Linked DNA regions of Mus musculus: region 2 is linked to region 1. A link is a loop called in an ENCODE intact Hi-C map of the cell type or tissue named here. Cell type or tissue: gastrocnemius. All regions are shown on one strand.

Evidence for each region. A loop is a pair of places that touch in the nucleus more often than their neighbours do. Peaks named below come from ENCODE experiments on the same cell type or tissue, not always from the same donor. Only the 100,000 strongest peaks of a DNase experiment are listed, where the experiment ranks them.
Region 2: a loop joins it to region 1, with 2.4 times the contacts of the local background. A loop is called at or near these places in 12 of 42 quality-filtered maps.

What each region holds. Positions count from the first base shown.
Region 1 is chr1:105,988,915-105,991,414 of GRCm38, reverse strand. Zcchc2 (zinc finger, CCHC domain containing 2) reads right to left here and starts at 1,009. Exons shown (of 14, transcript NM_001122676.1): 1 at 1-1,009. The coding sequence starts at 625. Gm7160 (predicted gene 7160) reads left to right here and starts at 1,133. Exons shown (of 3, transcript NR_151625.1): 1 at 1,133-1,243; 2 at 2,312-2,396. In gastrocnemius, no CTCF peak of the experiment used is centred here; DNase peaks (open chromatin) are centred at 180 and 989; H3K4me3 peaks cover 2,500 bases; H3K27ac peaks cover 2,500 bases.
Region 2 is chr1:105,659,255-105,661,754 of GRCm38, reverse strand. Pign (phosphatidylinositol glycan anchor biosynthesis, class N) reads left to right here. Exons shown (of 31, transcript NM_013784.3): 2 at 2,389-2,462. Among named protein-coding and RNA genes, the nearest start is that of Pign, 3.2 kb to the left of the region's middle. In gastrocnemius, a CTCF peak has its summit at 1,529; a DNase peak (open chromatin) is centred at 1,535.

The DNA.
Region 1 (2,500 bases):
AGCCCTCGGCTCGAGTCGCGCGCAGGCTTCTGAGCACCGCGTCCACCTGGGGCAGGAGGCGGTGCAGGCGGCCAGCGGCCTCTCTGTTCTCCGAGCCCAGCAGCGCTAGGTATACGATGAGGCGCGAGCGCACGGCGGGCTCTCGGAAATCGGCCAGCGACCCTGGGTCCGAGAGGCCGTTGGCCTTCGCCTCCGAGTCGCGCAGGTAGTGGTAGTCCTTGCGCGCCAAGTCCTCCAGGCACGAGCCGAGAAAGCGCAGCTCCAGCGGGTTGCACAGGTCCAGCAGCCCGCACATGAACTCAAGGCGCTGCGCCGAGCCCAGCACCAGCCCGAACCACTCATACACCCGCTCCTGTTCGCGCAGCGCCGCCGCGTGCCCGCCGCCGCCCGGCATGCCCGCGCCCGCCGTCGGCCCGCTAGCAACAGGCGGCTCGAGCCCCCGGGGCGGCGACGGCGGCGGCGGGGGTCCCCGCGGCAGGCCCGTGGGCGGCGGCGGCGGGCGGCAGTCGCGGCGGCGGCGCAGCGGAGCCTTTGCGCCCGGCCGCGCGTCCGCCTCGGGCTCCTCCGCGTCGGGCGGCGGCTCGCTGGGGTGCGTCGACTTCGGTGGCAGCTTCATCCTCAGCATCCTCAGCTAAGGCGGTGCGGACATGCGAGCGAGGGAGCGGGGGCGGCGGGAGGAGCCGAGCGCCCGGGCGGCGGCACGGCCGTCAAGAACGTTGCCCCTCCATGCCGCCGGGGCGGGCCGGGGGCGGGTCTCGCCGACCGGGGACGGGGGGCGGTGGCCGGCCGGCAGCTTCGTCCCGGCGGGAGGCGGGGCGTGACCGCGACGGCTCCTCCCCTGGGCTCTGTGCCCGCTGGGGAGTCCGGTGCGGGAGGAGCAAGTCGACGAGCGCGTCCTCCTTCCGCCTTTCCGCGTCCGCACGGGGCTGGCGGTGACGGCCTGAGCCGTTCCCTCTCGAGCCGGCGCTGGCAGAGCGGCTTGGCGAGGAGGAGGAGGAGCAGCGGGGCTGGGCGGAGACGCTGGCGGGCTCCGCGCACCGCACTCCAGCCAATCAACGTTTAGATCTGGCGTGACGCGAGCTTCTCGTTTGCCCCCCCCTCCCCGCCGGGAGCCGCCCTCTCTGAGAAGCCACGCCCACCTCCTGCTATGCTGCAAGGCTCTGGCACATCCCGCGCGGTCCTAATGCTTGATGGGTTCCAGCAGACTGAGGACGTGGGTTTGGGACTTTCGGACCACGGCGAGGTGAGCTTGGCCCGGAGCGGCAGAAGTGGGCGAGGTTCGCGTGGGAGGAGGGACATCGACTTAGTTTTTCTTGAGAGATCTGACCGTGCCGTGGCTGCAGACCATCTTCGCGTCAGCCACCGCCCTGGATCACGCCAAGTGGGTTCCCAGCCCCTGCCGCCTCGTGAACTCCGCCAAAGTCAGCCACGGGAGATTACCATATTCTAAAACTTCACCTGGACCGTTGGTGTGAACGCTGGGACGAAGATCCAGGAGTTAGGTCGGGATGTAGAGTGGTTTTGGGCGGCGAGCGCCCTTGCTCAGGCTGGCTGCAAGGTGCTGCTTTGGGCCGGGTATCCGGCTGAGGGGACCCTGTTGCTGGGGGTGCTTGGCCTAATGGTTGCATCTGGCTTGCAAGGTTAAGTTTAAGGACGCCCTCCTGCCCCAAATCTATGGTTTGCGCAATCACTTATTGCCTACGTTTTAGTTCCTATCCGTGAACATTTGGAATTCTTGAGCTGGTGTGAATTTCCTGTAACTCTTTTAAACAATTTAATAAGTTACTGTCTTGTCAGGGTTTTAAGTTTTTAAGCGATATTACATTTTTAAGTTTTGTAGACACCGCCCTCCCTATGACTCTTTCAGTGATATGTATAGCCCAACCATAAAAATCAATTTAAAAACCAAACCAACCCAAGGGGCCATGATTGCTCTCAGAGCCATCAGGACCATCCTGTCTCATTTGTGCTGGAGCCTGACTGCCGGTCAAGAGTTCTTGGCATGCTGTTTGTCAGTCCATGATTGTAAATAAATATAAATCTTGTGCCCAGGGGCGGGGGAAACAGGATTATTATTATTATTATTATTATTATTATTATTATTATTATTTGAGGGTCCATAATAGTAGTTTCTTTGTGTGTTTGCTTTTTAAAATTTCCGACAGTTTTAAATAAAGAACTTATACCACATAACCAAAGTAGGAGCGTGAGAAAATTAAAAGCCACACTAACCCTCGTTGAGAGTGTTGGGACATCTACAGAGTGTATAGAATCGCCTTTATCTCACAAACTCTGCGGCTTTATCATTTAGGATAAGACTGAATTGAACCCTAAATCAGCTTCCGTGATAAAACCGAGAGATGGAGAATTACTCAGCACATTTTATATTGATAAAAGTAAGTGAAAGCTATTCTGACATGTAGTTTTCTCTTTCGTGTGCTTCTTGGGTATAGCTTAAACGAAGTAAGCCTCAGCTACTATCCTCGAGTCTACTGTTCCT
Region 2 (2,500 bases), 330 kb after region 1:
CCAGAGAGATAATGAAAGTACATAGAATTGTGAATGTTCTTGCCACAGTGCCTGGTAGCTGGTTGGCAGCAAATGTTAGTGTGGTCAGTGTCTTAGTTAGGGTTTCTATTCCTGCACAAACATCATGACCAAGAAGCAAGTTAGGGAGGAGAGGGTTTATTCGCCTTACACTTCCACATTGCTGTTTATCACCAAAGGAAGTCAGGACTGGAACTCAAGCAGGTCAGAAAGCAGGAGCTGATGCAGAGACCATGGAGGGATGTTCTTTACTGGCTTGCTTCCCCTGGCTTGCTCAGCCTGCTCTCTTATAGAACCCAAGACAAACAGCCCAGAGATCGTCCCACCCACAAGGGGCCTTCCCCCTTGATCATTAATTGAGAAAATGCCCCACAGCTGGATCTTATGGAGGCATTTCCTCAACTGAAGCTCTTTTCTCTGTGATAACTGCAGCCTATGTCAAGTTGACATACAAAACCAGCCAGTACAGTCAGTTAATCAATGAAATACTGGATACTGAGGACATTTGGCAGGTTTTTGAAACACGGGTATCAATGACTAGCAGAGCCTGTGAAAGTTATGTCAGTAGGGCAAAAAGAGGCAGCAGCATGAATTTAGGGACTGAATTTGAAAGCACAAATTAAAAATAGGTTTAAAAGGTTTGCCTTTGAGTCTTAAGTTGAAAGTAGAGTTTAGTGGCTGACCTACCATCTGGAGTGCTTCTAGTTCCTATCCTATAACTAAGGGCTTGTTTGTCTAACTGCAAGTTCTCAACAAATCAGCTGAACCATCTTCCCATAGGGTACTTTGCCTCTCAGTATCATGCTTGAATAGTTTTAATGCACACACTGGGATATTAAGAAATTCTGCCCTCTACTTATAATTTATTAATAGTTGTTGGAAAATGTCTTTCTTCTTTGGAAGACTGACCTAGGTCAAAGTCTTTAGGGCTGACATCTTACCTGAATAAGTAAGGATAGTCATTGAAGTTTGTCTCTTAACAATAAAAATAGAAAAGATAGGGTTTTTCTCCTAAATACTTAAATCATTTATATATTAAAATTATTTTAGAATTCCATAGTCCTAAATAACCACAAATAATATAAATGCAAAGTTTGTTTGATTTAGTGTTTGATATTTTCTAATACTTTGTTAGTTTTTAATTTATTGTGGTGTATATCTCACGGATATAAACTATATTTGTATAGGCAAATGCATAGGTGTGTTTTAAGTTTTAATAGTTATGCACTTTTTTGGAAGTTTTTGGAAGTTTCCAAACAACTATGTTAGTGAAGTTTTCTTTTTTAATAATTGTGAATAAGAAGTGATTACATTTATGAAAAAAAGTTATATTGCTGGAGAAAATGTGATAGTGTATGTGAATAGTCATACTTCAAATTACTGTAACTTCCTTCATATATAATAAATTACTTAATCATAAAACATTGGCGTTTGGGGGTTTATTTTGAAAGTATCTTTGAAGCTTAACACACCTTATCCAGGAAACCCAAAGAGAGAAGCAAGGCGACCTCTAGTGACTATTTCACATATTGCCATTGAAATGTAATCCTAGATTTGAGCAAACATGATCATTGCATAGTAATGTGATGGATGCGGATGATGACCTTTTCTGCTGTCTTTGAATTATAGTGAAATGACAAAGGCAGACATTAAATCATCAAAGTCAGTTATGAATAAACCCATAAATCTACCACTGAGCTAAATCCAAAGCTCCACAGATATTATTGTATTTAATCACATAGATGCTATTAGTAGTCAAAAATTGAAGACAAAAACTACATCAGTGTTTTCCAGTTTAGGATTTGTTAGTCAAGATTCATTTTAGGGAAAAATGTGGTAATGGGACATGATATATGGGAGGAGTTTGTTTTTAAGAGAATAATAATGTATGTTCAAGGAAAAGCGAATGCTGGGGCCCACAAGATGACTCCGTAGGTAAAGGCATTGCTGCTAAACCTGAAGACCAGTGTTTGGTCCCAGCATTGCCTTCTGATCTCCACATTTGTGCAATGACATGCATATGTTGCACACACAAAAGCACACATAGTTGCACATATATACACACAAGCATGCATACATGCACGAACAAACACAAAATGTAATAAAACATTTTTAAATGTTAATATCTATTTTTTAAAAAGTATACAAATGTGTTTGCCTCCATAAAAATAGAGATAAGATAAAATTTTTAAAGAAACTATTGACAAATATTTGCTTACGACAGTGGTTCCCAACCTTCCCAATGCTGTGACCCTTTAATATGTTGTAGTGACCCCAACCATAAAATTATTTTTGTTGCTACTTAATAATAACTAATTTTGCTACTGTTATGAATCATAATGTAAATACCTGTTTTCCAATTATTTTCAGTGACTCCTGTAAAAAGGTCGTCTTACCCCACAAAGAAATCATGACCCACAAGTTGAGAACTGCTGACTTAGAAGGTAATAGAATCCTGGCTAATTTTTTCTTTATCTCCATT